Linked DNA regions of Homo sapiens: regions 1 and 3 are each linked to region 2. The links are chromatin loops, found by intact Hi-C in ENCODE. Cell type or tissue: endothelial cell of umbilical vein. All regions are shown on one strand. Links, peaks and the distances in the headings refer to the core of each region. The heading gives the core; the rest is flanking DNA.

What was found. Hi-C counts contacts between places; a loop is a spot of excess contacts. Peaks named below come from ENCODE experiments on the same cell type or tissue, not always from the same donor. Only the 100,000 strongest peaks of a DNase experiment are listed, where the experiment ranks them.
Region 1: it touches region 2 in a loop (3.0-fold over the local background); 10 of 110 quality-filtered maps call a loop at or near these places.
Region 3: a loop joins it to region 2, with 6 times the contacts of the local background. A loop is called at or near these places in 15 of 110 quality-filtered maps.

What each region holds. Positions count from the first base shown.
Region 1 is chr9:135,984,060-135,994,156 of GRCh38, reverse strand. No RefSeq gene overlaps it. Among named protein-coding and RNA genes, the nearest start is that of UBAC1, 28 kb to the right of the region's middle. RefSeq lists enhancers at 521-1,198, 1,179-1,238, 1,199-1,876, 2,554-3,231, 3,909-4,587. In endothelial cell of umbilical vein, for the core only: a CTCF peak has its summit at 4,743; no DNase peak of the experiment used is centred there.
Region 2 is chr9:136,046,342-136,056,438 of GRCh38, reverse strand. NACC2 (NACC family member 2) reads left to right here. Exons shown (of 6, transcript NM_144653.5): 2 at 5,859-6,803. The coding sequence starts at 5,918. Among named protein-coding and RNA genes, the nearest start is that of NACC2, 44 kb to the left of the region's middle. RefSeq lists enhancers at 1-5, 6-606, 4,718-5,294. In endothelial cell of umbilical vein, for the core only: no CTCF peak of the experiment used is centred there; DNase peaks (open chromatin) are centred at 4,208 and 4,798; H3K4me3 peaks cover 1,938 bases; H3K27ac peaks cover 2,494 bases.
Region 3 is chr9:135,962,358-135,972,454 of GRCh38, reverse strand. No RefSeq gene overlaps it. Among named protein-coding and RNA genes, the nearest start is that of UBAC1, 6.0 kb to the right of the region's middle. RefSeq lists a silencer at 223-408 and an enhancer at 3,371-4,004. In endothelial cell of umbilical vein, for the core only: a CTCF peak has its summit at 4,745 (motif pointing left); DNase peaks (open chromatin) are centred at 2,974 and 4,714; H3K27ac peaks cover 1,449 bases.

The DNA of each region.
Region 1 (10,097 bases), core at 2,561-7,560, 63 kb after region 2:
GAGCAGGCTCTGCAGGGTGTCCAGGACACAAGAGGGAAGGGCGGGCAGGCAGCGGCATGGCCCGAACCCAGGCGCGATGCTCAGAGCCCAGGCCTACCAGAGCCCCACCGGGAAGGGAGGAGGGCCAGGCAGCCACAGAGCTCCTGCAGCCTTGAAGGCTGGGTCAGGAGCAGACACCTCTCCCGCCTGGCTCTGCAGTGCCTGGGTCACTGGTGCCCTCGGAGAGCCGGCCAGGCCAGGCAGACCCGCAGCAGCAGTAGTGGCGCGCGCCGCTCCCGGGACCGCGCTTTTCCGCTGCCGCACTGAGTTATGTGCTGGCTGCTTTTGTATTTAGAGAGTGGAGCAGATGGTGGGTGCAGTAACACTTTAAATTAAGGATTCCAAATACACATTAAATTTAGATTTAATAAGACAGTTATTGTATGGAAATTCAGGCCCGCCGATTATTTTGAATATTGGAGTCTGATCACCTACAGCTCCGATGGCTGCGATTTCCACTGAAGGCGTGTGGCAGCTTGTCTACCCAAAGCCCCCGAGGCCCACACCCTCAAGCTCCAGAGCCTGCCCCTCCGTTCCTTCCTCAGGGCCCAGGAGGCCAGTGAGGGGCAGGACATCACAGTGGCTCCTGCGGGGTGAGCCCCCCACGGCCGGGAGCTGTCCTCGGCGGCCTGGCAGATGCCCTGGAATCCACCCGTTTTGTCCATTTTGCAGGAAAGGAAACCAAGGCTCAGAGGGGAGAAGCCATGTGGCCCAGGCCACTCTTACAGGACCGGGCTGGGAGAGGGGACACCCATCTGCAGGGCAGAGGCTGGCCCGGGAGGGGAGCCTGCTGCCGCTGGACATCCTGGGCCTCAAGGACAACCTTGAGGCCTAAATCCCCAGCCTGTCCTGGCTGGTCGGGGCTTCTTCCGTCTCTCCCAGGAGAAAAGCCTCGCTGAGCGAGGGCAGTGGGGAAAGGGGGCGGGGGCACTTCCCGGCCACAGCCCCTCCCCCAGCAGCAGCCTCCCTGTGCTCCTGGTGGGTGGAGCAGCCTCGGGAAGGGGGATTCTGGGAGCTGGCCAGCCCCCACTCCCCGCAGGCCAGCCCATCTCAGCCCCCACAGCCCCAACTTCCCCTCAAACCAGGGGCGGGAAGCTGCTAAGTGCTCAGACGATTTCTTATGGCCACGATAAATCTGGTCTTTTTGTCCCTCCAGAAAAAGAAGGGGGGCAGTCAAGTCTCCACACCGGACGAAGCCTGAGCCCTCGCAACTGCCGGCAGAGCCACGCCCGCCCGGCCACAGTTCCTGTAACCGGCAGCTGCACTGTTTGTAATCACTGCTTGGCAGACATTTATCATCCGCTCCGGGGAGCAGAGAGGCCTCAGTGCAGGCGGGTGGCCTGGCCGAGGGCTGGGCTGCCCCGGGAGCCGCATGGCCTCTCTGTGCCTAGCCTAAGGCCCTGCAGGTGCCCAGCAAGGCAGGAGCACCCCTAGCCTGGGCAGGAGGCTGGGATGCTGGAAGTGTCAGGGGCCTTCAGAGCGTCTAGCCAGGGGCCACCTGCCACCTGGGAGCCGGGCCAACCAAGGTAAAGCCCTGCCTTCCTCCAGGAAGGGGGCCCTGGCGTGGGGCCAGGCTCAGCGCTTTCCTCTGCCCCTCTTTGTCACCTCCAAGAAAGGACCTTGGGATGAAAGAGCCGGGAGATCCCAGAGGGAGGTGGCTGCCCTAGGTGGGAACATCAGGACCCCCAGGGCAGGGGTGAGCCGTGGCAGGGGTCTTCCCTGTGGCCAGTTGAGCTCCAAGGGTCTGTCCCTCACCCTCTGGGTAGGGTGGCCAGAGGGAATACATAAGAATACTTAACACCCAGTGAAATTCTCATTTCATACTAACAACAAATCAATCTCTAGTGTATGACCCATCCAATTTGGGGGCATATTTCTATTTTAAAAATTCATTGTTTATTTAAAATAGAAACTTAGGTGGGTGTTCTGTTCTTTTCTGGTGAGCTTCCCTTACCCCATGGGGTCTCCCCTTGCTCAAGACCCCCAGCTCTGTTCCCCGCCAGACCCCGCTCCATCCTGTCTGGTCCTCTGCCGGGTCTCTGCCATGTGGTCTTGGCCACCCCGACCCCTGTGCCGAGAACACCTTCCCTTTTGTCGTGGCCGCCCCAGCAGGGAGCCTCTTCGGACAGGGCGAGTGGTGCCTCTTGTTCACGTGACAGCGCACTCACAACTCCAGCAACGTCCTTGTTCACAGCCCTCGTCCTGGTTTTCCAAGAACCCGTGTTTGTATTTTATTTTTCCAGACCGGTCTTACTCTGTCGCCAGGCTGGAGTGCAGTGGCTTGTGCAGTGCAGCTCACTGCAATCTCCATCTCCGGGACTCAAGCGATTCTCCCACCTCAGCCTCCTAAGTAGCTGAGACCACAAGTGTGCACCACCACACCTGGCCAATTTTTTTTTTTTAATTTTTGGTAGAGATGGGGGGTCTCACTATGTTTCCCGGGCTGGTCTCGAACACCTGAGCTCAAGCAATCTGCCCACCTCAGCCTCCCAAAGCGCTGGGATTACAGGCGTGAGCCACCATGGCCTGAACTCGTATGTTTAGATCGGTGTCCCCCACTTACTTTGCACACAGGGGCTCAGGACTGTGTCTGCCCTGCCGTCCCCCTGGGTTGGGCATCAGGCTGCCCCTGCTCCCCTGCCCATCACAGCCCAAGGGCTGGATGCCACTGGCTCTCAGAGCCTCCATTTCCTGGTTCCTAAAGGGGGAGGGCAGTGCTGGCCTGAAAACTTGGCTTCTGGTGACAGTGGCAGGAGCCACCTCTGCCTGCTTTTCTCAGGGAACGGTGGGCAGCCCATGGAATCACGGGAGAGACAGGAGAAGGAGGCCCAGAACGCCCAGAACAGAGGGACCTGCATGGCCAGACCCTGCCAGACTCACGGGCGCAGGCCACCAGGGAGGTTGGGCCCAAGCCCTGGGAGGTGCCAGTGGCCCTGCCTCTACCCCAGGTAGATCCCAGGGGTGAGGTCTGTGCCCTGCCATGGGGAGCCTGGGGAAGCTGCTGGGGCCTCTGCCTCCAGCTAGAGGCACACGGCAGAGAGGGCCCCACATATAGGGGCACCCTGAAAATGGCAGGATGAGGGAGGAGGGTAGGGGTCTGCACACGGCATCTCTGGGTTCTTGGGGATATCAAACAGGATGGGGCTGTGATGTGACTGTCTGACTTCAAGACAGGGGAGAGGAGAGGAGAGATGGGGAGAGAGGGGAAGGAAAGGGCGGGAAGTGAGGGGTTAAAGAGGGGTGTGGAGAGGGGAGGGAAAGGGCGGGAGGGGAGGGGAGAGGGGAGGGAAAGGGCGGGAGGGGAGGGGTTAAAGGGGGGCGTGGAGAGGGGAGGGAAAGGGCAGGAGGGGAGGGGTTAAAGGGGGGCGTGGAGAGGGGAGGGCTGGGGAGGGCAGGTCGGGGAGCTGCTGCACCTGCAGAGGCCAGAGGCCGCAAGGCTGGCTCTCTGCTCCCTGTGTGACCCTCTGAGGTGCCCGGGGGGCGCCGTCTGCTCCACGAAGCAGCTCCATGCATGCTTTGTGCATGTGCTTCCTGAATTAAAAAACAGTAACAGTGACAAATGGCAACGCCACCACAGCAAGCCTGCCCCGTCTCTGCCTGCAGATGCTCCCACAGCTCCTGGGGAAGGAATTTACCCAAAACGGACAGGGCGGGTTCTGCCCACCTCAGCCCTGCAGCGCACCTGGGATAACAGACAGAGAAGGGGCCTCCCATCACAGGGGTCCGAGGCCCCCTCCCCACTGAGCCCTCCCTCAAATTCTCCCCCGGTGCCCATCATGACTGCCCCAGAGACCGGAATCCAGGAGCCTGCAGGGTGTGGGGGTGCTGGCTTGGATCCAGGCCCCAGGCCAGGCCCACAGCGGGGGGCGGGGGGGCAGGCCCGGTGGGAGGCCCCCAGAAGGGCCCAACAGCCCCAGCAGCCCCTCTGCTGCCTCTCGCTCCTCCAAGACCCGCCCGCGGGCACTGCTCACTTCTGCGTAGTCTAACCGGGGAGGTTTCAGCCGGGAAGCTGTCGCCGGCAGTCTGCAAACATCCCCTTCCCGCCGCCGCCTGCCAAGTGCCACCAGCACCGACAGCTTGCTGCGCAGTCGGTCGCACAAGCTGCCTGGCCTGGCACCGGGCTGCTCGCCGGCCTCCCACAGGAGTCAGCCGGGAGTCTGTCCCCGGATGCGCTCAGCCTTGCAGCCTCCCCCAGGGCTCCAGGCCCTGTTGTGTCCCCATTCTGTCCAGGGCTGTGTCCTCCATGCCACCCCCCACAGCTGCCTCTGCAGTCCCTGAGTCCCCGTAGACCCGGAGGAAATCCGGAACCCCCGTGGCTAGAGATTAAAGAACTTTAGGAGATGGCAAATTTCGGAAGAGTTGAGGAGCCCTAGAAAGGAACATGAGTGTCACCGAGCCTTGGGGACCGGCCACCCTATCACCTTTCAAGGTCAGCCCTGCACTGGCGCCCAAGGTTTCCACCTTGAGCTTCTATACGGGAGCTGATGCTGCGTGTCTGGTCGTGGCTCTCCAGGGACCTGGGATCTTATCTGCCTTTGGGATTCCCTCCAAGGGTCCCTGCAGCTCCTCTGAGGTGCCCTCCTTGCCCAGCAGACACTGAGCATCGACACCTACTCTGGCTAGGAGAGTGGTCGTAGGCCTAGGCCTCAGCCAGGCAGAGAGTAAAGCCCCCCGCCACTGCTTTGGGAAGGGTTCGGCCACCCCCGCGTGGGCCCACTCTGCCAGAATTGGCCCCCAGTGGATGTGAGGAGCTGGTGCAGTCACACCCTCATCAGCCCTGGAGCACGCTGGCAGAGCAGCCTCTTGGGGGGGCCAGAGTCCTGGCCCCACCCACACCCCCATCAACCTGTGGAGGTAGACTGCAGCCCAGACCACGCCAGGCTCTGCAGAGCCATCTCCCTGGGCCTTCTGCTGTGGGGAGGGGGAGGTCAGGGCCACCCAGGAGTCCCCTAGCCTCAGGGCCCTGTGTCCCCCAAGTCCAGTGCCCAGCCGAGTCTCTGAGCTCCGGCCAGCCCTGAGGCTCCCAGGCTCCCGTGAGCCCCTGGGATAGCACTCCAGGCTCAGCCTTCAGGACTGGGTTGCACAATTTAAAATTAATAATCGCGCTGTCTCGTGGCCTCATAATTAAGTGTCTGTTCATCCCCATTATTGTCAGAGAGTGATTTGTTGTTCTCTGGGCACTGAAAATCAACCTGCTGAAGGGAGGGGCCTGCGAGCCTTCGGGACAGAGCTGCCCGGGGAACACGGTGCACCCACCTCCCCCAGGGGCCCAGAGGAAGGGGCCCAGCTCCACGCCTCAGGCTGGGGACCCTCGGCCTCCGCTTACTTACCAAACACTCTGGGGGCTTGGAGGTGGCTCTGGGACTCTCCCATTGCCTTGGGGGCTGCCAGGCAGAGTGCGAGGAGGGGCAGCTGCTTGGTCCGATCCCGGGGCTTGTTTTCCAGCAAGCCTGGCCCGGCTGCCTCAGGCTGAGACTGTGAGCAGATGCGGAATGCTCCCGGGTGCTGTGTTCACTCTTGTACCCCAACGCGCCTGTGCACACAGACACACACACGTGCACATATGCACACACGGGAACATATTAAGACTAAAGGCGTCTCCAGGCGTCTCCTCTTAGGAGTCCCACTTGCGGCTCAGCTTCTCTATCAGGAGGGGATGATGATCCCATGCCTTCCCCTACTTCTTACGCATGAGGTTCTGCTGAACGATGGTAGAGCCAGCAGCCTGCCAGTCTGTCTCCAGGAGCCCCCAGCCCAAGCGGGCCCCATCAGGCGGGGCACTATGAGGGTGGGGCCACCTCGCTGGTCCCTGCATCACCTCTTGACTGTCTGGGCCCTACCTGCTTCCAGCGAGCAGTGCCCTGGAGTCGCCTCCTGTGACACCTGGCTTGTGAGTCGGGTCCCCGGGGAGCAGCCCCTGAGGCTCTGAGGGACTCTGGGAATCCCAAAGCTGGCCACACACTCCCAACCCAGGGAGACTCCCCACCCAGGGAGGGGCGTGCTCATCATTTGAGAAAAATCCAGCAGATGCTCAGGTCCTGGAGGATGTGCAACCCCAGCCCTCCTGCACCAACGCCCCGCGCTCCGCCCGGCCCCAGAGGCCAGAGGATGGGCGGGGGCCAAGGACGGGGGCTGCTCATGGCAGAGATCACCTAGGGGTCCTGCCTCAGGATCCTGTGGGCTCCCAGGGGGACCCATACTGGAGGAGGGGATCCACTCTGGCTTGTGGTCCCCAACAGCAGAAAGAGGGGCACCCCCTTCTGCAACGCCACACAGTTTCCCTTGGGACCAAGGATCCTCTGACAACTGGCCTGTGACCACACGGGCCCGAGCTCACGGGGGCCAGTGTCAGAACCCGGCGTGGAGTCTGGAAAACCCTTACATCCCAGAGTGACCCAAGGTCATCCTGCAACCACGCTTGCCACCTGCAGACATAAGACTGGGCAGGGATAGGACTGTTTAATTTTCCTTTGGGCATATTTATTTATTTATTTATTTATTTGTTTATTTATTTTATTATTATTATTTTTTGAGATGGAGTCTCTCTCTGTTGCTCACGCTGGAGTGCAGTGGTGCAATATCAGCTCACTGCAACCTCTACCTCCCAGGTTCAAGTGATTCTCCTGCCTCAGCTTCCCGAGTAGCTGGGATTACAGGTGCATGCCACCATACCCAGCTAATTTTTGTATTTTTAGTAGAGATGGGGTTTTGTCATGTTAGCCGGGCTGGTCCTGAACTCCTGACCTCAGGTGATCCACCTACCTCGGCCTCTCAAAGTGCTGGGATTACAGGCATGAGCCACCGCACCCAGCCCCTTTGGGCATTTTTAAAATCGGGGCTAAAGCAGATAAAGGAGATTTTTTTTCTAAGGAGGAGAAAATGCAAAGTCATGAGCTAACAAAAGAATTTGGTCAAACGTGACCTTCTAATAAGAATTGACGTTAAAATTATGGTTTTAGCCATATTTCCTTTCAGGAGCAGTTAAAGACGCTTTTTGAAGGTGAGAAAATTAATTTTTGAGTTTATATTACACACTGTAACACAGAGGGCTGTGCACACGGTGATGACATTAACCGTCACGTACTTGGCAGAGGCAGTGTGGACTCTGGCCGGATGGGATCCCGGCTTGCTGGGCCTGGACAGAGGGGCTGCACCCCCATGTCTCCAGCCAGGGGAGGGGCAGGGGCCCAGGCCCCCCGGGAATGGCAGTGGAGGGCTGGACCACCAGAGGCCCCGACCAGCTTGTCCGAAAGGGTGGGCTGCTCGGAGCCTCCTGTGAGTACCAGGCCGAACGTGCAGGCGAAATTCCAGTCACGTGTGGGGCTTGGTGCAGGCTGGGGTCAGGGGTCAGGGGTCAGAGATGCAGCCGGGGCCTCCATCAAGCCTGGGTTGGTGACCAGGGAGCTCCGGGAAGTCCCTGGCTGCCTGGGAGCCGGTGCTGAGGACCCGGCACGGCACCCCTGCACTGCTCCAGGCCTGTCAGAGCCAAGGGCCTGTGTGTGCACCAACCGCCCACCGCGTGCCCCCCAGGCTGGCCCTGGGTGCTTCCTCCCAGGAACCCCCCGAGGCGGGCGCCATGGACACCCTCATTTTCTGTGGAAGGAAGCAAAGGTTCAGGGTGGGGTGTTTTGCTCAAGCTCACGCTGGGCAGGGCCAGCATTCCTGCCCTGCCCATCTCACCCTGAAGCCAGATCTCCTTCCCCTCCCTGGGCCTCAACCTCCCCACCTGGGAGTGGGGCAGGCCAGGTCCTCTAGGCCCCCTCCAGTCTCGCCTGCTGCTGGCACTGGCTGTGGCAGGGGACTAAGCTGAGGGGGCCCCAGGGCAGACAGGGAGGCTGCAGGGGCCCGGCCACAGCCCTTGGCGCCCCTCACCCTCCAGCACCGCCCCTGCAGGCCCTGCACTTGGCTCCGTTCTCAAACACCCCTTGGCACGAGTGAACGGCTCTCGGTCCACTTCAGAAGAAGCATCCTGCCGGCCACGCGGACACGAGAGCCTGAAGCACCGATGGCATTTCAGACCTGATGCCTGCGCAGGGACACAGGGACATTCGGGACGTGTCCAGCTCCACACCAGGCCCGGGAACGCAGGATGAGGAGGACAGCCTGGGCTGGAGGTGCAGGTTGGGGAACAGGCCGCTGCTGTTGGCCCCCACAGGCTTTCAGACCCGTTCTCTGGACCTAGGAGAGGGGGAGGCCGAGTGCCCAGGCCAGCTGGGGGCAGCACGTGGAGGTTGTGAGCATGGGTTGGCTCTGGAGTCATGGCAGAGGGCTGCGCAGGTGCCAGCATTCAGGAGGAGCAGGAGGAAGGGGCCTACCCCAGGGAAAGAGAGATGGGGGTAAGCGCAGCCCTCAGCGCGTCCTTTCTGATTGCCTCCGCTGCCTCGTGTTCACCCGAGTCCCAACCAACACGTGAGCAGAGCGCTTCACAGGGGTCAAGAAGCTTGAAGCTTGGAGACTGACCCACCCGTGTTCAGCAGCTGGGGGAGGAGACAGCGTCAGCAAGGCCGCATGCCCAGGACACAATGGCGGGTATGGGAGCCCTGGCCAGAAGGGCCAGGCCAGGGCCCAGTGGCGGGTGGCGGCTTATGGCCTTCCTTCTGGTAGAAGGGGGAAAAAGGCAGGGAGAGGAGGCCGACACCACCTCCAGGAAGCTCTCCCCGCCTGATTCCCAGGCTCTCCCAGATAAGGCGGGACACTAGGAGGTGAATTTTAGGAGACTTTCCAACAAAAAATAGCCTAATAGGCTTTAGCATTTATTTATTTATTTATTTATTTATTTATTTATTTATTTATTTATTTATTATTGAGACAAGGAGTCTCACTCTGTCACCCAGGCTGGAGTGCAGTGGCACAGTCTTGGCTCACTACAACTTCTGCCTCCCAGGTTCAAGCGATTCTCCTGCCTCAGCCTCCTGAGTAGCTGGGATTACAGGCACATGCCACTAGGCTCGACTAATTTTTGTATTTTTAGTAGAAAGGGGGTTTCAACATGCTGGTCAGGCTGGTCTCGAACTCCTTACATCATGTGATCTGCCCGCCTCAGCCTCCCAAAGTGCTGGGATTACAGCCTTGAGCCCCGCGCCCGGCTGGCTTTAGCATTTAAAGGTTTAAAGTTTCAGGAAATGCACTAATCCGTCACTCCGCCTCTCTCCAACCCATGGATGCCGGATAAGAACAGATAAGACCCGTGTGAGGGTGACTGCCACGGGCTGAACTGTGTCCTCCCAAAAAGATACGTCCAAGTCCCAACCCCCAGAACCTCCGCAGGGGACCTTATTTGGGAATGGAGTCATTGCAGAAGCGATTGGTTTAGATGAGCCCATCTTGGAGTGGGGGGCCCCTCATCCAGTGTGCCCCCACAAACCGTCCTTACAGGAAGGGGAGTTAGAGACGCAGGCACTCAGGGCAGAGACCTGCAGCCACAGAACCCGGGACCCAAGGGTGGGCGGCACCAGGAGGACCGAAGGGGCCTCAGAAGGAGCCTGGCTGTTCCTGATTTTGGGCATCCGGCCTCTAGAATGAGAGGACAAGCGTCTGTTGAGTTAAGCCCTCCAGGCTGTGGGCTTTTATGCTGCAGCCACAGGATGGGGACACGGGCATGACGGGACAGCTGCTTGCCGCCCTCAAGCTAGCCCAGCAACTGGGCTGGCCCCTCATACAGCTGCCCACGATGCCCTCCAGGCGTTTCCCCAAGTCGACTTGCTCCGCTTCCTTGTCCCCTCCAGCCCCTCTGTGTTTCTCGGCCACTGCCAGGCATGGGGGGCGCTTGAGCCTGGAGACGGTAACTCTAGGTGAGGAGGATGCACAGGATGGGGCCCGTTGTGCCATCCCATCGCCCGGCACTCCCCACCCACTACGGAGCCCAGCAGAGCCCTCTCCTCCAGTTCCCGCCTCTTAGCGGCTTCCCAGCCCCTCCTGCCCTTTAGGGTAGGGTTGGGGTTAGGGGTGCATCGCTGAGGACCTGACTTAGCTCCTTCCCCTCCCCTGTCCTCCTCTGAGGACAGGAGGGCTGGTTGTAGCTGAGCAGGGGTGCAGGGGGAGGGGTCCTGGGCAGTGGC
Region 2 (10,097 bases), core at 1,682-6,681:
ACTGTGAGGTCTCAGTTTCCTCATCTGTATGTCCAGTAGCGGGGAGGTGAGCACACGGCACACGCCATCCTGGCTTTTGTGGGGGCCTCGGGGTTGGGGGGAGTTCCTGGCCGCCGAGGGCCCTGGCCCAGAGCTGCTGCATCTCATCTGCATGGAGCTGGTGGTTCCATTAGCAGCCAGGCCTCCGGGCAGCCCAGCTCTGCTTTCTGGCATTTTAAAAGTTTAATGCAAACCTGAGGGCTAAGCTGGTGCCACACCCAGCTCCCTGAGGCCCTGGCACATCCGGAGCTGGGCAGCCTCTACCCCCCAGGGTTAACCTCCGGGCCCCCTGCCGCCCCCTTGTCCTCCCTAGGGCCTCTTTTCTGAAGGTATAGGGTCAAAGCAAATCCTCCTGGAGCCTGCACCGTATGGGAAAGGGAAGGCGTTGCGCGGAGGTGGGCAAGGTCCACGGGGTAGCAGCCCCCAGACTGTATTCCTAACACCCCCTGTGCTCCTGCTGACTCCAGAGCACCTGGCACAGCAGGCCCGCCCCATCCCCACACCTTCTCACGCTCCAGGAGCGCCTTCGATTGACCTTTTAGGAGATGTCCTCACTTAACTAACTGCCAGGCAGTCTCCACCAGGGGCCGGGGCTCGGGGTAGAGGGACTCTCCCCTCCGCAGAACGTTTCCCGTGCCCCGCCTCTCTCCTTCCTCTACCACGTGTTTAATGGCTGTGCATTTGCTGAGGTCCAGAACCTCTTATTAGATTGGTGAAATTAAATCCTGCAAGATAATTTAATTTAATTTAATTTTTCTCGCCTCCCTTCCCCTTGCTGGTGGTGATCCTGCAGAAATTCAGTGCCGCATTCCTCTGGTTTGCTGTGCTGGGCTTAGAAAGTGCTTTACAATCTAGGGGTGGAGGGGGCAGGGTTTCTGGGGACTCTGGGCGAGGCCCTCAGACCATGGAGCTGCCTGGCTGGGCCCCAGGAAAAGGGCTCCTCCTGTTGGGCTGCCTGACTGGTCCCTGTCCCAGTCCTCTGGCCTGGGGGATGCTTTCAGGGGTCTTGTACCTGCCAGAGCCTCTGCTCCTGGGTACTTGATGCCAGGACCCAGGTGCCCTGGCCTGGCACCAACCTTGTAACCTGTGTCCTTGTGTGAATCCTGCCGGGACGACACTCAGGCAGGGGGGTCGTTCTGGAGACGCTGCCCCAACCCCTGTGTGCGCGTCTGGCTGCAGTTCCAGTGAGCCCCTGTCCTCCCCGCGGGCTCCTCTCACCCATCGGCAGGTTGCTGGGTATGGGGCTCATCATGGTGGGCAACCCCTAACCCCAGGGCAGGGCAGGCCTGGATCTCAGCCTTCCTCAAGTGAGGCTCTGCAGAGGAGAGACCCCCCACTCCGACACCACAGCCACCTGTATTTTCTTATTCCTGAGGGTGGCTTGTGGGCTCAGAGGAACCCAGCCTCCTCTGTGTGTCTGTGTGGGGTGGGGCACCGAAGGCTGGCACAGCTGCAGGGAGTGGACTCGGGCCTTGGGTCACCTGCAGAGGTTCTCCAAAGTGGGTTCTGTTCTGAAGGGCGTTTTGAGAGCAAGGGTCGTTGGTGCCACAACCCTGAGGATGGCTGGGGTAAACAAAGTTGGCGACCTCTGATTTTTTGCCTGGCTCTGCAGAACTTTCCATAAGTGAATGAGTGTGTTGAATCTCACCGAGAAGGGGAAACAATAGGAGGTGTTGCTTGGGAAGCAAAGTGGTGGGGAAACTGAGTCACTGGAGAATGTGCAGGGGAGGGTGGGGATGCCCTGATGTCTGAGAACCAGGCTTGGCCCCTGCCCTCCTGAGCAGACAGCTCTGCTCACGTCCCTGGGCCCACCTGGGCCCTCGGCCCCCTCCTCTCTGGGTGTAGCAGGAGGGTCAGCCCCCGTGTGTCTGCTTTCCTGGCCCTGGGGGCGTGAGCCAAGCCTTTATTTTATTCTTTTCTCCTAAAGTTCAGCTTTGTTCTTGAGCCTTCCAAGAAAGCAACCTAAAACCAGCTCCTGTCCGGCTCTCAGCAGGCTGGGGCGTGGGGCTGCAGCCTCACCGGTGCAGGTGGCCTGAGGACAAGCCAGCAAAAGCTCCAGTTGTCCTCGATCCCCAGGGACCACACGGCCCCATCACCTTCAAAGGGAATAATGGTCCCTTCTCTGGGAGAGCTGGTCTGTCCCCCAGCCCTGGGGCTCCAGCTCCTGAGGTGCGGACGCAGGCCGAACTGGGCTGGGCGTTAAGACGCCCACCTGGATGCCCAGCTGAGAGCTGCTCTCCTGCCCAGGTCACAGCAGGTTGCAGGCATCACCGGCTTTCTGTGTGTGAGGCTTCAGCCGCCGGCTTCACAAACATTGTTCCATTCACCCCCAGGAACCATCTGAGGGTAAATCATAACCCCAGTTCACAGCTCAGCGTCTGAGGCTGAGGTGTCCTTACAGGAAGTGGCTGGTGCCCACGGGACCTAGGATTTCAGCCTTGCCAACAGGCCAGGACCCTCTTGCTGCTGGAAGGGACAGGCTGAGAGCCTACATTGTCCCTTGCTGTCTGTGTCAGCCCTGGCTGCTGCCCTACCCAGCCCAGGTACTTGGGACCCCCAGGAACCGGTGCGCCGTGCTGGCCTCTGCCTGTCCCCTCTTTTGGTACAAAAGCCCCTGTATGACTCAGACATCCCTACCCCCCCGTCCTTGGGGCGAAGTTGCCCACAACAGAAGCCACGGGCTCTCTGGGAGGCTCCTGGTGGTGGGCGCAGTGGGTCTGTGAAGGGAGCTGTCTAGGGGCCTCTGCCCTCTGTGCTGTGTTGCACAGGCCCCTCTCTTGTACCCCCCTGCCCGGGTTGTGTCCAGCATTCAGCCCTTGCCGAGCTTATGAGGGCACTTGGCAGACTTCCTGGATGAGGCAGAAACTAAGTGGGGACCTGAGGGTGGAGGGTGTGGCGGGGAGGGTGACAGCTGGGCCCTGTGTCTCCTGGCCCGGTGGAGCCCAGCTCATCAGCATGGCCGAGTGGGGACGTTTCTGTAAACGCCCCCATCCCAGTCTCCTTGAGTTGTCACCAGCCCCTTGTAGGAGGCAGAAAACACTAGGCACGAAGCCACCTCCACGGGCCTTTGCCGGCAGCTTCCCCGCACCTGGATCTCTTCCCGTCCCCATTCAGTGGCTTTTTGTCTGGTCTGGAGAAGCTGAGCCCATGGTGTGTGACTAGGGAGGAGCCAGATGGCCCTCTCTCTGGTCTCCGGATGCCTCAGAGGGGCGCCGGGAGTGAGGGGCAGGGCTGTGTCGCCTTGCCTCCCACCAGGCCTGTTCGGGCCTCCTCCGCATCCTGCTGCCAGGGTTACCCCGAGGGTGGTGGAGGCAGCTGGCCAAGCAGGAGGGGGCTCACCTCAAGGCCTCGAGCCTGGACCCTGCCCCTTCTTTTGGGTGGAATGTGCTCTTCCTGGGGGTCACAGCCAGTGGCAGGGAAACTGAGGCTGGGCAGTCCAGAGGTCAGCCTCAGGGCCCCACGCAGAGAGGCTGGTATGAGCCCAGGATGAAGTACACATTCTCTGGAGGGGTCCCGGGGCCACCACAAGTCCTGCACAGCAGCAGCCCCTTCCCAGGAAAAGGCTCAATAACAGCCAGACGCTGCAGACCCCCTTGGGCAGGAGGTGCAGCCTGTGTGGCCGCAGCCAGGAGTGTGCGGGAGGAGCGAGGCGGCCGCTTTGCCCTCTGCTGGGACCTCTCAGGCGGGGCTGCCCCTTCCGGCTCCTGGTTGCCCGGCCACAAAGTCGCTCTTTTCTTAAAGTGCCAGGAGGGCGCTGGGAGTGGGATGGGGAGGGGTGCTGGGGCTGGACTCCCGGGCCTGCCGCCTGGGCAGAGGACACAGCTCTAAGGCCCCCAGGACCTGGGGTGCCGCCTCACCCACCCACTGCCTGCCGTTTCTGTGCCTCTCTTCACCCCCTGCTGTACCTCCCCTCCCCTTCCCTGGCTCCCCTAGCTGTCCTGACCCCCTCACCCCCTCCCCCTGGCGCCTCTGCCCATTCCCCACCCTCGCTGGAGGAGTTCAGCTCTGCCAGCTCTGCAGACTGTTTGGAATAGTTTAAATGCTTTGACACTGGGGCTGTCCTGGAAGGCCGGGAGGCAGTTTACTGGGTAATTCATATGCAAAACTGCACCATAAATTTCCAGGCTGTCTCAGTTGCCGTGGCACCGGGAAGCATTTCTCCACTACTGTACAGTATTTCTGCCATCTTTGTTTGCATTGCAGTGAGTCATCAAAAGTCTGTCTCGTACCAGCACCCGGGGCCGCGCATTCCTCTGGCACCAACACTCCACTGTTTTTAAAGCCGGGGCTGGGAGCTGGCATTTACTTCGGCTCCCAAATCAAAGGCGGCTATTCATTCCCGAGCCGCCGGAACGTTCGTCTGCATCCGGCCCCTTCATTGAGATGCGGTGCGCTGCCCGGGAGGGCCGGCCTGGGTGCAGCTGAGCTGCGGCCGCGAGCCCAGCGCCCAGGCGCTCTGCCCTCCTCCTCCTCCTCCTCCTCCACCATCTCCTCCTCCTCCTCCTCCTCCTCCTCCTCCTCCTTGCCGGCTCCCTGCGCCCTCCCCGCCCCAGGGCTCCCGCTCCGTTTGCTGCATTCGCGGAGCAGCTGGGCAGGCGGGCTGCGTGCGGGGAGCCTGTCCTGCCAGGCGGAGCGGGCAGTGCCGGCCGGCGGCCGCAGCGGCTGAAGGTAGGTCTTCCCGACCGGCCGGCAACTTCTCCGCAGCGGGGGCACTGCGGGCCGCCCCCGGCGCGCGTCCACCTGCCCAGCTCCCGGCGCGGTGGCTCCGCCCTCCTCCCGCCACCCGGCGCCTCTGCGGCCGCCCGCACTTTCCTCCCGTGGGACACAGCGGCCTTTGTGCGGCCCTGCGGAGTTGGGCTGGCGCCTTCTGGGCCGCCCCCGCCCCCTCCGGAGTCCGCACCAGATAAACAGCGGCGCCCTCCCCAGCTCCCAGCCCCGGGGTCCGGGCAGCCCGGCGAGGGCTGGGACCCCTGTAGTCACCTGGGTTGGGGCCGGGCCGTCGGGATTGGCCCGCGTGGGGAGCGAGGCGAGCGGGGTGGGGGGCGTCCGCGAGTGGGGCTGCGACAGGCTTCCCAACTCCTGCCCTGGCGGCGGCTTGGGAACCTGGGTCTGGTCCGAGCCAGGAGAGCACGGGAGAACGGAGCGGGCGCGCCCAGGGTGGTCTCTCTGCGCGAGGGAGGAGTGGACGCGGCTTCAGCGGACTTCCCGGCACCCCCAGCCATTCCCTACCTGCCCGGGAGGCTCAGGGGGACTAGGGGACGCTGGCCCGCCTTCCCCGCAGGGGCCCTCTGCGAGGCTGCTCGGAGGGAAGAGAGGGAAAGCAAACCGCAAACTGCACAGCTCCAGAGACCCCCCTCCCTCCCTCCTTCCCCGCTGCTCCAGCGCGGCCCCTCCCGGGAGCTCCTGTGCGGGCTGGAACTTTTTTGAGGGGAGGAGAGTGGCTGCAGGTTTGCCCAGAGGCTCCCCCGGCGGCCCCCACCTCCTGTCCCGGGGCAGGTTCAGGCCTGCGCTCCTCCTCGCCTGCTGAGACCGAGTCGCTAAGAGCAGCCCCCTGGGAGTGGCGTGGGCGCACTCCTGCCGGGCAGCACCCCGGGGATCTGCAGCAGTGCTGGCCGGGCCCTCTTGCCCGTCTGCCAGGGGGTCTGGGAGACCCCGTGTCCCTTCTCTGGAGTGTCCCAGCCAGGAGGGGCGGGGGAGGGCGCGTGCGGAAGGCTCGCTCTTTGTAAGCCCCCGGCGGGGGAGGAGGGGGTGGGAACGGCCCCTTGAGCGGGGAGCCCGTGACCTGGAGGAACTGACCACGTGCCTCCTGCCCCCCACAGATGAGCCCCGCTAGGGCCGCCCCGCGCTGAGAGCCCAGCCCCGCCGCTGCCCGCCCGCCATGTCTCAGATGCTGCACATCGAGATCCCCAACTTCGGGAACACAGTGCTGGGCTGCCTGAACGAGCAGCGCCTGCTGGGCCTCTACTGCGATGTGTCCATCGTGGTCAAGGGCCAGGCCTTCAAGGCCCACCGGGCGGTGCTGGCCGCCAGCAGCCTCTACTTCCGCGACCTGTTCAGCGGCAACAGCAAGAGCGCCTTCGAGCTGCCCGGCTCCGTGCCGCCCGCCTGCTTCCAGCAGATCCTGTCCTTCTGCTACACGGGCAGGCTCACCATGACGGCCAGCGAGCAGCTCGTGGTCATGTACACGGCCGGCTTCCTGCAGATCCAGCACATCGTGGAGCGCGGCACCGACCTCATGTTCAAGGTGAGCTCGCCCCACTGCGACTCGCAGACCGCTGTGATCGAGGACGCCGGCTCCGAGCCCCAGAGCCCCTGCAACCAGCTGCAGCCGGCCGCCGCCGCCGCGGCCCCCTACGTCGTGTCCCCCTCGGTGCCCATCCCGCTGCTGACCCGAGTAAAGCATGAAGCCATGGAGCTGCCGCCGGCCGGCCCAGGCCTGGCCCCCAAGCGCCCGCTGGAGACGGGGCCCCGGGACGGCGTGGCGGTGGCCGCGGGGGCTGCGGTGGCGGCGGGCACAGCCCCTCTCAAACTGCCCCGTGTCTCCTACTACGGGGTGCCCAGCCTGGCCACCCTCATCCCCGGCATCCAGCAGATGCCCTACCCCCAGGGGGAGCGGACCAGTCCAGGCGCCAGCAGCCTGCCCACCACCGACAGCCCCACCTCGTACCACAACGAGGAGGACGAGGAGGACGACGAGGCCTACGACACCATGGTGGAGGAGCAGTACGGCCAGATGTACATCAAGGCCTCCGGCAGCTATGCAGGTAACGCGGCGGGGTGGAGCCCCACACCACCTGGCTGGGAAGCGGGGCCTGCCTGGGACCCGGGTGGCTCAGGAGGCCACTGGGCCGGAGGCCTGCGGGGCCACAGGGGAGCCCCCCACCAAGCCTGGAGGAGGTGGCAGAGCTCTGTTCACCATGGGGTTCAGACTTGGTCCTGGATGAGACAAGAACTCCTAGGAGACTCTGCCAGCCTGTAGGAAGGGTCTTGTCTCCACTGGATAGATGAGGAAACGCAGGTGTCCCGTGGCCCAGGGACCTGCCCCAGGGTTCACGTTCCCCGTCTGTGAAGGGCCTGGCGCCACGCGGTGTACGGGAGGACCCGCCTACTTCCCCTTTAACCTCAGTCTGCGCCTCACCCGGCCAGGTCTAGAGAGTCCCCTGAACCCAGCCCCTTTGCCACCACCTCTCCAGGCCCCGCGCCAGGGATGGGCCAGGAAGCGCCCAGTGTGCTGAGCCGAGTGAGCAGTCGCTCCCCCTCCTCTCCGTTCCTTTCTTTCAAGGAGGGCTGCTCCCCGTCCTGGGCCCCACAAACCCAGGTTGCCCTAATTGGAGATTCCTGGTTACAGCCTCTGGAGACTGTTCAGGCTTTGCTGGGCAGAGTCCCACAGTTGGTGCCCAGGATCGGGTGTCCCTGCAACCTGACTGTGTGTCTGGGCTGGCCACCTGGCTGGTCTGCATGCAGGGCCTGTGTGCAGCGGCCTGGGCCTGGGTGCGGGTGCATAATGCCAGCCACGGGCAGGTGGTGGACCCCGAGGGGCAGTGTAGGGACTCTCTCCACCCCACCACGCATATCCCTGTGCCCTGATGGGACGCCCCCCTGCCCTTCCCCTCCTGCAGTGCTGGTTGGGGGCAGAGGGGGCCAGGACCACCCACCAGCTTGGACCCCTAGGCCAGCTGGGTCCCTGTGCAGCGTCTGTCACCACAGCCGGGACAGCAGGGTAACCACTGCTTTGGCCAACCTGGCTCCCTCTCCGCCTGCAGGAGAAGCCACTGCCTTGCCAGCAGGTGCTCTGGGCTCCGTGGTGTCTTCCTGAGAACTCCGCACTTGGTTTAAATGTATATTGCTGTGTTTGCATGAATCCCACAGAATGCCAGCTCACAGGCCACCTCGATCTGGGCTTCACAGCTTTTGTTTTCTTTTAGTGGTAGGGGGTAGGGCTTGATTTGTCCTGAGACTGGGAGCTTTGCTAGCTACGGAATTGGCCCTTCCTGAGGGCAGAGCACACCGGGCTCCGGCTCACCACAGAGGCCGTACAGGATGTCAGTGCTTGTGGACCCGGCTGGCTGAGGCCTCCGGGGAATCCGCCCCATGTGCGCTTTCCCTCTGCCCCTGCTGACAGCCACCCCAGGGAAGGCAGGGGACCAGCCAGAGGCTGCTGGGGAAGGCTCCCAAGGCCCACCCAGGGCCCCTGTTGGGAAGGAGCTCTGTCCATGGGCTCCAGTCCCAGGGCAGAACCCCAGACAGGCTGGGCACCCCTACAGTCCCTGAGGACATCCCCCATTGATGGCAGCCAGACAGTGCCCTGCCGACAATGGCAGCCAGACAGGGCCCTGCCGACGGGTTGCCGACGGGTCAGGGAGCTGCACCATGGAGATGGAAACAGACCCATCGTATCCAAACATCTTCCCAGGGTCCTCCCTGCACAGCCCCCTGCTGCTCCAATGTGACCTTGGGCCTTGGTGTGTTTGGGGTGATGGGAGCCAGGGCTGGGTGTCGGGTTTGCTGGGAGCACGGTGAAGCCTCGTGACTTGTCCCATGCATCTGCCCCTGGGTGCTGGGTCAGCCTTAAGCCCTCACATCGCCTGGACTTCGTGAGCTAGAAGCCCTCACGCCCACCTGCCTTGATGGGTTTTTGGGGAGTCAGCAGGACCGCAGCCAGGAAGCGGCTCTGTGGAGTCCCGGATGTGTGTTGGGTGGGGACGGGAGGCAGCTGCTCTGGTGAGTCCTTCCCTCCAACTCCCCCGTACTCAGACCACACGAGGTACAGTCCCATTGGGGCTGAGGGGTGGGGACACCCTCAAGGCCATGTTCCTGCAGGGCTTTGTCCAGGCCGCAGGTGCTGCGCGGCATTCTCTGCCTTTGCACGGGTGTCGCTGATGCCAGCGAGGTGGAAAGTGGGCGGCTGGGAGGCCAGGCCTGCTCCCGCCCACCTACCATACAGTTTGGCTCTGGATGCCACAGTCTGGGTTTCTTGTCATGGTTTTTCTGTTCGGCAAGCCCATAAGTGGGGCAGAGAAAGGGGGTGTGTGATTTCTTGGTTAAAATCTAGGTTACTGGCTGTGACGTTGCTGGCGTCGCTGGGTGTGCTGGGTTGGCGGTGCCATGGGGGGAGCAGGTAGAGGGAGGGGCCGTCGCCTGACCTGGAGCTGCCCCTGGGTGCTAGCTCCCCGTGCCCTCCGTGTCCCGGGCTCGTCCGGGGAACGTCCTCACACCCACGCAGGAGGCTGGCTGCTGCCCTCGCCAGGCCGTGCAGGAGTGGAGGCAGGTAGCTGTCTCTCTGGGCTGGTAGGACTAGCGTGTTCTAAGGTCCCTGCAGGCTGAGCTCCTCCTCCTCCCTGGCCTCAGTCTCCCTACCTGTTGAGTGAGAGGCGGGCCTGAGCGATTGCCGAGGGTCCCGGAGCTGCACCTTGGTGTGTGGTAATGCGTGTGCCTGTTCCACCCTCTCTCGCGTTAAGAACCATGGACAGTTTGTCCTGTAGGGCTGTTCTCCTGTTTTTGAAATAAGTCAAAATATTACAGATAAAGTTAATTGCCTTTTGTCCCCGGCACAGCCCCCGCCCCATGGTCTGTGTGGCCTCACGGCAAGGGTCTCCATGCGGTGTCTGTCTCGTGCCTCTCCTCCCTCCCTCCAGGTCCCGCGTCACCACCCGTCAGAAGGAGCCGCCACGTTTGATTTCTCCAGTGCCTTATCAAAGGACATTCAGGTTGTTTTCAGTTTGTTGCAGTCAGGAGCAAAGCTGCGAGAAGGCGCCATGCATGGGTGTGTGAGGTTGATGGGGCCGAGTTCAAGCCCCCCCACCCGCAGCGAGGCAGGCCCCGTCTCGGTCCCCATCAGGTGGACGCTGGCTCGGGACGCTCAGTGCTTCCCACCCACCAGCCCTCATCTCTGCAGCAGTCACTTCAGGGCGCCCTCCTGGGCCTTAAGCCATCACCCCTGCGGCAGGCAGGGACCTTCCTCCTGGCCCTGTGGCCGGCAGCCTCGGGAGACCCCGGAGCAAGATGAGCTGGGGGTGGGGTGCACCCAGGGGTGAAAGAAAAACATCGTATCCACCGGA
Region 3 (10,097 bases), core at 2,030-7,029, 84 kb after region 2:
CCAGCCTGGGCTACAGAGTGAGACTCCATCTAAAAAAAAAAAAAAAAGTAGGTAAATAAATAAATGAACTACACACTTAAAAACTGGTTAAAATGGTAAATTTTATGTTATGCGTATTTTACTAGAATTTTTAAATAAAAAGATGTGGATGGTGAGGAGTGTTGGTGAAGGGCCCTGGCGTGTCCGGGGAGTGTTGGTGAGACAGGAATTCATAGCGGCCTGTGGCTGAAAGGACTCCAGCCTGGAGCGTGGCCAGGCTAGGGGCGTTTCAGCACCTTGGAGAGGGACACCGCCACACCTGGATTGCCTGGGCGGTGCCTCTAGACCTGGGTGCATAGGGGCGTTTCAGCACCTTGGAGAGGGACACCACCACACCTGGATTGCCTGGGCGGTGCCTCTGGACCTGGGTGCAGGAGCAGGAGGTCCTAGCAGCCTCTGTGGGCTCCCTGCCTGCTCTTTTCCTCTGGCTGAAGCAGGGAAGGTGCTTGGGGAGACTTCCCAGAACCCCGCCCCTCTGGCCTGATGCTCGTAGCACTCCCCTGGCCAGGCGGATGTTCCTCGTGGAGGCTGTGCACTTGAGGGGTGCCCCGGCCCAGAAGAGAGGGAGGGATGCAGTGAAAGGTCCCAGCAGGCAACAGTGCCCCAGAAGGGGCTTCGGAGGCCCAGGTCCCACCCTTCTCTGCACTGCCCACCCCCATGGCCTTGAGAAAGCTCCTGCCCTCTCTGGGCCCCTTAACCCCACCCCACGAGGGCTTTCTGGGGCCCAGGGTTTCCCAGCCTAGCCAGAGCAGGAAGGGCCCAGGCGAAGCCAGCACAGGGAGGACAGAAGCTCCGGTTTCTTTTCTTTTCTTGAGTGCCCCTGGCCTGCAACCCCCTGGTACCAAATTCTCAGCTGGGGTGATGTCATCCCCTCCCCTCCAGGAGAGTCTGTTGTTGTTCTTGTCACAGGGAGGCAAGGAGTTGCCCTATTGGCGTTTAGTGCCCGGGAACTAGGACGCCAAACATCACTCGTGTGAGACAGCCCTGCCCCCCAGCATCCTCCACCCCAGGCCCCTGTGACAAATTACTGCAAGTTCCACGAATGCCATTTCAGCCCAGAGCACGCAGACTTCCGGAAAGTAGGCCCGCTCAGACGCTGTGACATGATTCCCGGGGATGGTAAAGACATCTGGTTACAGTAAAACCCTGGTCCTGAGTCAACAGCGTTCACCCAAGGGTTGCCGATGCTTTACTTTCACACAGTGCTGTCAACTAATTGCATGCTGGAGGTTTACTCCAACCCCGGGACCTGCATGACAATACCCTGGTTGCTGGGAGTCGCCCTGTGGGTCCCTACCATCGAAGTCACATTTCTTACCATTGCTCTGAAAAGTGAGTTGTGATGGAGGCCATGCAAATTAAAATATAATTCACAGAGCCATCTGTGAGTGGCTCACCCTCCATAAACAGTTTATCATTTTCAGGGGAAATTTGCATCGCTGGCCCCTCCGATAGGAGTTCATTCATTCATTCACTCACTCAGAGAAATCCAGCGCAAATGCAGACAGAGCTGTTACCTGCACCCAGGCAAGCGCAGTGTGGGAAATGGTAAGACCTGGACTTGTTCTGTCAAGGGCAAGAAAGGGCAGAGGTAGACAAGGGGATCTGGGGTGCTCAATGCGCTGATCCCAGAGGACCTGCATGTGGGGGACCACGACATGGGGGTCCTAACTCCAGCCTGGTGGGGGCTTCCTGCCAGGTGATGGGGGAAGGGGAGAGGGCCAGGCTGAAGGGGCTGGGCTGTAGATGCCTGGGGAGAAGCTTTGTGGGTGCAAAAAGCATGGAAGCCCAGAGCGGCCCGGAGCCGGTCTTCTTGGGGGCCAGCTGGGGTGGTGCTCCCATCCTGAGAGGCTGACATGGTGGGACCCTTTGGGGTTTCAGGAGGGAAGCTCCCTCTGGCAACAGCCGGGGCACAAGGAGGCCAGCCATGGTGATGGTGCCAAGTCCCAGAGGAGGGACGGCATGAGGAGGGCCCTTCCCACTTGCCACCACCCATCTCTGGAAAGGGGGCATCAAGAGGAGCTCCTACTCACATGAACAATTATGGAAAGGAGTTGTGAAATCGGATTTTCCACTTAAACATGTGTGCAGTGAGCTGCCACGGCTTCCTGGGCACTTGGGAGAGCCTGGAATTGCATTAAGTAATAGAAACCACCCTGGGAAGCTGCTCCCAGGGAAGCTGTAGTGGCTGTTCCTCAGTCCAGCCCTTGGTGCCATCATTTCTGTTCCATCAAAATAGAAGATCTAAACTTCAGGCCAGTGGGGCCTGGTCCTTGGTCTCTCTAGATCTGAGGCAGCAGAGAGGGTGAAGAAACACCAGCCCTGGCACTGGGTGAGTGTGGGGTCCAATCCTGGTTTGCAATGCCATTGTACAGATGAGGACATCAAGGCCCAGAGAAGTTAAGTGATTGCCCAAGATCACACAGCAGGCAAACAGCAGTGTCAGGATTTGAACTTGGCATCTGTCTGACTCCATGGCTGTGCTTCCCAACCTCAGTTACCTATGGCAAAACTGCTGTGGCCCAATGAACAGAGTGGCTGCAAAGACATAGGAACTGGAGGGGGACCAGCTTATAAACCGTTAAGTGCCAAGCGGAGGGCCACCCATTAACTGCTATTTCCATGGGCTGACTGCAGTTGGGAACTGGTGCAGGGCGACCTGGCATCCCCCGTCCCCCACATGGCAGGGACTAGCCCCGTTGTGTCATTGAGTTCCTGGGTCCCGGCTGGCCAGAGTGGTCACCGCCATTTCATTATTTAGGGGCTGGAAAATTACTATTCATGACAGCAAACTTAAAAATGAAATAATAAGTCCGTCCTTTTAAAGAGCAAATTGTGATGCTAGAATATTCATGAGCTGTGACTTCATGGGAAATGGCAGCAGCAGGGAGATTATCATTTGGTTAAGTCAGCAGCCAAGGAATTTAGGGAAATGCACTTGTCAGTCTGAGGAAATGGGTGATTAATACTTTCCTGTTTGCGGGGCCCCTTAACGGGCGCATTTTTAATGTAATAATTAATTAACCTTGGGATCACTCACATTTCACAAGCTCCCAATGCCTTGGCTCCTGGAGGGTGGGGGTGTAGCCACCTTCCTGCCCCCTGGCCCCCGATCCCATTCCCATTCTGCATGCCGGGACACTTGGAACTGACCCCCCTCTGAGGTCACGAGGCCTGAGACCTTGGCTGAGAGGCTGAGGCCAAAGCTCATGGGAGACTTGTGTGGTGAAGATGGGTTTGGCCTGCCCTGGGCAAGGACAGGGTGGGACTGTTGAGGCCGGGCAGGGTGACGAGGACATGCCCTGTCCTAGCGAATGCCTATAACCTCTTCGTGGGTGCAGTGAGTTGAGTAGGGGACCCCAAAACTCATGTCTACCTGTAGCCTCCAAATGTGGCTTTATTTGGAAGCAGACTCTTTGCAAATATCATTAGTTAAGAATCTCAAGATGAGATCATCCTGGATTTAGAGTGGACCCTGAATTCAACGACTGGTATCTGTATAAGAAGAGAAGAGGACACAGAGAAGAGGCCACGTAGGACAGAGGCAGGGATTGGAGTGATGCAACCACAGGCCAGGGAGTGCCATGAAAGCTGGGACAGACCCCCCCTTCGGAGCCTTGAAAGCAGCCAAGCCAGCCAGGGCCTTGGCTTAGGGTTTTTGGCCTCCAGACAGGGGAGGATGCGTTTCTATTGTTTTAAGAACCCTGGTTTGCAGGGCCTTGTTCCAGCAGCCCCAGGACCCTCCTACAGCGGCTGTCCCTTTCCGGGGCTGCTGGAGAGTAACGGAGGGAGGCCTTGTGGGCAGGGTGGGGGACCATGTTCCGAGAACCCTGGAGTCCCCAGGGACTGACTGTGTGGGGCCTGATGCTGCTTTTTCAGTGAGCAGGACCAGTGACTAGATGCTCATCCACTCCTCTCTCTGCACCTGAGCGTCTCCTGCTGCAGGGGGTTGAACCAGAGCTGTGCTTTTCAAGCTGGGTTTCCCAGCACACCCATAGGGGCCTGGGAGTCAGAATGCCTCGGTGCCGCCCTCCAACCTCCTCCCTCCTGCTGCCTAGAGAACTCTTAGTCATCCTTTACGGCCCATTTCCAGTGCCCCTCTCTGGAGGTGCTGGCCTGAGCTATCAGGGTCCTTAGAGCTCCAGGCATCCCCCACCCCTGTAGGCCAGCTCCTGCTCCCAGCCCAGGCTCTCGCATGGCCCCCTGCAGGGTTTGTGGATCAGAAGCAGCAATCTCAGGCCCCGAGGCCCTGAGTCATTCACACACACAGGCACACATGCACCCATATATACATGCACAGCAACATGCACACCCCCCCACATAAACATGCACACATATGCATACATGGCACACACACATGCATGCAGACATATGCATGCACACACACAGCACATATGCACAGTGCACACATGCACACAACACGCCCACACACAGGTGCACACCCCCCCGCACACATGAACATGCACACATATGCATACATGGCACACATGCACACGCACACATATACACACACGGACACATGCACGCATACACATGGCACATATACACAGTGCACACATATGCACACATGCACACAACACGCCCACACACAGGCGCGCGCGCGCGCGCACACACACACACACACACACACACGCCTGCACACTCACCCCCACCACCTCGCCCCTCCAGGCAGGCTGACAGCTCAACTGCACCCTCTAGTGGCTGGCTTGAGGCACCACGGCCAGGCTGCTGCTTGTTGAGTTTCGGGTTGGGTCCAGGCCACCTGGGGGTGCAGTGGATGAGAGCGGCACACCCCACCTCAGTCACACTTGGAGCCCCCTTTGCCAGGAGACCCTGCTTGGCCTGCCCAGCCAGGCGCTGACACCATACGGGGGCTGGGGGCTCTGGCCACATCTGCCCAGGGAGCTAAGTCGAGGCAGGGGTCGGGGAGACCGTGGGCAGGATGGCCTTGTCCTTAGCTGCCACCACCCAGGGCAGCTGGGGCTCCTCCAGGGAACTCTCAGGGCCATGGCAAGAGCCAGGGCAGGCTGGGGTGGCCTCACTCCAGGCCTCGGGCCAGGACTGGCTCTGCCCCTGCAGATGCAGGGAATCTGTCACCTGGGCCTTCGCTGATTCCCTGCAGGGCCTTGGGCAGCTACGCCCAGACCAAACGAGGCAGGGGGAACTGGCAGGCAGCTCCAGGACAACGCACCTGGCCTGCCCCTTCCTGAGAGCTGCAGGGAGTTCCGAGGGCTGACGCCACCGCCGCGGAGCCTGCTCCTGTAGCTGTGGTTGGGGCTGGGGTAGGGTGCCCGGCGTGGCTGTGGTTGGGACTGGGGTAGGGTGCCCGGCGTGGCTGTGGTTGGGACTGGGGTAGGGTGCCCGGCGTGGCTGTGGTTGGGACTGGGGTAGGGTGCCCGGCGTGGCTGTGGTTGGGGCTGGGGTAGGGTGCCCGGTGTGGCTGTGGTTGGGGCTGGGGTAGGGTGCCTGGCGTGGCTGTGGTGGTGGGCTCTCCTGGAGGCCCCTCTGCAGCATGGTCTTGGGGCCCAGCCTGGTCCTCCTGGCCACAGGAGGTTCTGAGAGCGCCCCAGAAACCCCTCCGTGAATTCCTTTTCTGCCTGAACTGGTCAGAGCTGGGGTCTGTTGCTGCAACGAAGAGGCCCCCGAAGCGGCCCCTCCCCCACCCTAGGAGCACGGGGCTCATTCTCCAGCAGACCGGAAGCCTTGTCTATCTTCTTCCTGCTGCACCCCCGGGCCTAAAGCAGCACCCAGTGCACAGTAGGCACTAAACACACAATGGACCAATGCACCAAGGGGGGCCCGCCTGGTGGGTTCCCTGGAAGCAGAAGCTGAGATGGAGTTTGGGGTGCACTGGGGACCACACCTGCTGGATCAGCCCAGGGAGGCAGCGTCGGGCAGAGGGAGAAGCTGAACCTTCATGCAGGCCTTGGCCAGCCGGGGGGCAGGGGGCAGGTGGCGGGGGGCTCAGGGGAGGGCTCCCTGCCGGGAGACCCTCTGAAATGGCTGGGTCTTGCCACCCCACTCAGCTCTGCCATGCAGGGAGGGGTGTGACCTCAAAGGTGGCCTCCGAGGCTGAGGCTGAGGCTGAGGCTGAGGCTGAGGGATGGGGGCAGCAGGTCCTCTTTCAGAGGGGGCTCTGGGTCGTGTCTCCATGTCCACACCAAAGCCTAACCCTCCTAGAAAGATAAACGGAGGGTCAGAAAGAAAAGAACCGGCCAGGCACAGTGGCTCATGCCTGTAATCCCAGCACTTTGGGAGGCCAAGGCGGGCGGATCACCTGAGGTCAGGAGTTCGAGACCAACCTGGCCAACATGGCGAAAACCCGTCTCTGCTAAAAATACAAAAACTAGTAGGGTGTGGGGGCAGCGCCTGTCATCGTAGCTACTCAGGAGGCCTAGACGTGAGAATCACTTGAACCCAGGAGGCAGAGTTTGTAATGAGCTGAGATCGCGCCACTGCACTCCAGCCTTGGTGACAGAGCAAAACTCTGTCAAAAAAAAAAAAAAAAAAAGACAGAAAGAAAAGAACCTGCCCAGGCCTCTTGACTGGGAAGAGACAGTGTGGATGCCAGACTGGGCCATTTGACTCTGGGATCTTCCCTTCATGCTGGCCCCTCACCCCAGGGAGTCCCAGAGAGTGGGGCCTGGGAGGCCTCAGGACAGCCTGGCCACTGGAGAGGGACTCCCCCCAGACCTCTCTGGCATTGCTGTTCCTCTCCTACGTTCAGGGGCTGGGGGGAGGTACTGCCAGCTGACCTCAGCCTGGGGCAGAGCTGCCACCAACAGGGAGGTGGCTTCCAGCAACTTCCAGGCTCCTTGCTGACACACTTGGTGTGCCGAGTAGTGTCCCAGAGGAGGTGCAGCCAGGGCGGGCTTCCTGGAGGAGGAGGCCCTGAGCCTGAGGAATGGGCTAGGTTGGCACAGGCTTCGAGGTAGGGAGAGAAGCAGGAGTGCTGGTATGGCCGGGAGCAACCCAGGGGTGAGGGAGGGAGGGGCTTCACTGAGGCTCAGGATGCAGGGTGAGGGGCCAGGCCAGGCCAGGCCAGCCTGAGTGCTTTGGCTGCACGAGACACAAGAAGCCACTTCTGACACAGACAATGAGGGAGGAGGAGCATAAGCCCTTGTCCAAAAAGGACAGCATCAGAACGGCAGAGGCCGATGACTCCAGCAGGGTGGGAACTACCTGCCACTAAGGAGCCCCTGCTGGGCTCCCGCTGTACCCGGGGGTTGGGCCCGAAGCCTCTCTGGTGGCTGGTTGGTGGCCCTGATAAACACACATCTGTGTCCCAACCCTGGAACTGTAGTGGGAACTCATTTGGGGAGAAGGGTTTTTGCAGATGTAATTAAGTTCAGGATCTCCAGGTAAGATCATCCTAGATTAGGGTGGCCCCAAATCCAATGACAAGTGTCCTCATGGGAGGCACACAAAGGACAGCCATGGGAAGAGGAGAGGCTGCATGAAGATGGAGGCAGAGGCTACAGCCATGTGGCCACAGGCCAAGGAACCCCGGAGTCCCCAGGAGCTGGAGGAGGCAGGAAGGACCCTCCCCTGTGGCTCCAGAGGGAGCGTGGCCCATGAACACCTGGATTTCAGACTTCCGGCCTTCAGAACTGGGCGAAAATACATTTCTATTGTTTTAAGCACCACCCCCCAGCCCCAGTTTGTGGCAATTTGTTATAGGAAACAGCCTCAAACCCATGAGAGGAGGGGAGACAATGAGAACCCATCAATTGACAGCCTCGTGGGTGAAGCGGGGTGGGGGCTGGAGTGGTCTCAGAGTACCACGAACCTCCTATCCTTCCACGGGAGGGCACAGGCGTTCCTCCAGGACTCAGGTCAGCTTTGGCTTGAGTCTTTGCTAGCGTGGCCTCTGTGGACCCTTGCAGGGTCCTTGTGATGGCACTGTCCCCCCGCTGTAAAGCCCGTGGCCAGGAGGAAACAGGGAGACTGGGAAGGTTTGATGCCAGGATGGGGGGTTCAGATGTTTCCTGTCAGAAGCAAGCGGGATGCCCTGAGGCCACAGCTTCAGCCCCCTCCCCAGCCACCCCATCCCTCCTCCTTCCTCCAGCCCCAGCCTCCCCTCTGCCCGCTCTCACGCTCAGCCCAGAAACGCGCCCAGCCTCTCTAATGTAAACATGCTGCTGGGCACCCCGTGGCTGGTGCCCTCCTCTCTCTGTTCCCCCAGCCTTCTTGGAAGGTGGAACAGGTGCATCTGTGGCCTCTTGGTGGCTTTCCCATGGCTCCATCCTTTCCCTGTCACTTTGTCCCCTCCCTCTTTGACTTTGGTCCAGAGGACATCAACAAACATGGCTCAAGCAAAGGCTGAAAAACCTGCTGCGGTGGATCCCAGACACTCCCGTGGGAACTCACTGGGGAACATGAGACCGAGGCTGAGGGCCTAGGGATCCCGACCAGCCCACCTGCCAGCCTGGCTTGGTCAGCAGCACCACCCAGCCAGCCGTGGACTTGTGAGAAGTGATGGAGAGCTGTTGGTTGTTTTACCCGCTGAGTTTTAGGACGGTTTTGTTATGCAGCATCACTGTGGCTGCAGATACCAGATCTGCAGCCAGGCAGGCTTGGGCCCCAGTCCCCTTCCGGTCCCTGGAGACGCTCCCTGAGATGACGTGATATTTCTGGTTCTTCTCTTACAGGCCCCATTTTCTCCTCAATATCTTCTCCGCCTTGTGTTTCATGGAGCCACACTCTTGGAACTTTCCTAGTACCATACTCCTCTGTTTTCTTCATGAGCTCCTCTGCATGGGAAGGGGGGTGGGCATCCTCTTAGTTCCAGCTGCCGCTGGTGTGCTCATGACTGGTTTGACTTTTTTGTTTTGTTTTGTTTTTTTGGGACGGGGTCTTGCTGTGTTGCCCAGGCTGGAGTGCAGTGGTGCCATCACGGCGCACTGCAGCCTGGACCTCCTGGGCTCAGGTGATCCTCCCACCTCAGCCTTCTGAGTAGCTGGGACCACAGGTGTGCACCACCACGCCCAGCTCATTAATTTTTTTTATTTTTTGTAGAGGGTCTTGCTACGTGGCCCAGGCCGGCTGCCCAGTGTTTGTCTCCAGCCCAGGCCTCTCTCCTCAACTTCAGTCCTGTAGGTCCAGCTGCCTCCAGGCCACCTCCGTGTGAATGCCCCCAGCACATCCAGGTCCCCGTGTCCAAAACTACCCAACACCTTCCTGGCCAATGGCTCCTCCTCCTGCCTCCTACTTCAAAAGGTGGCACTGCCCTGCACTCTGCCACCCACACTGGAAGTCTTCAAGTCATCCTTGATTTCACTCTTGGGCCCACACCCTCCAATCCTGCTGGCCTCCCCTCCCACAGGCCACTGGAAGCCCCCTTCTCCTCTTCCTCTCCCTCCGCATTGCTCCCCCGCAAGGATGCCCTGCCCTCTTCCCTGTCCCCTCCACAGTCACCACCATTCATTCTGCCACCTGGTCACACCGTTAGTGGCTCTCACAGCAACGTCTTAATGCTCTGACCCGGCTCCTCCAAGCCCTCTAGCTTCCCCCACTCTCCACTCACCACCTTGGTGTTCCTCCCCTTTCTCCTCCACCAGCTTCCACGATACTACCACCACCTCCACTGCGGTCTCTAACAGTCGGTACTTCTGCTTCCTGCGTTAAAAATGCCCCATTCCAGGACTGTATCCTGGTGTCTGGTCTTAATCACTACCATATTTTCATTGAGTAGCAGAGGCTCCCACCTGTGAGAGGCAATTAGTAAGTGCTGAACTGGACACATGGAATCTGGACGAGGTTGGAATTATCACAGGAGAAAAATGAGGATGTGTGTGCAAAATGGTGTGGACAGAATAAAAGCCTGCAGGCAGGAGGCAGAGACAGCCTCCCCGGTTAGATTGCTAACCTCTGAGAACGGGAACTGTGCCTTATTCATCTCTGCGCAGTAAAGTTTTTTTAAATGAATGGGATGAATGAGTACAGATCAGTCAATGTGTCAGGTCTAACCTGAACTACAAAATTCATATTTAGGAGCATGGTAAGTAAGACGTTATCCAGGACTGTTGAGCTAGGTACAGAGACCACTGCCAAGGGGG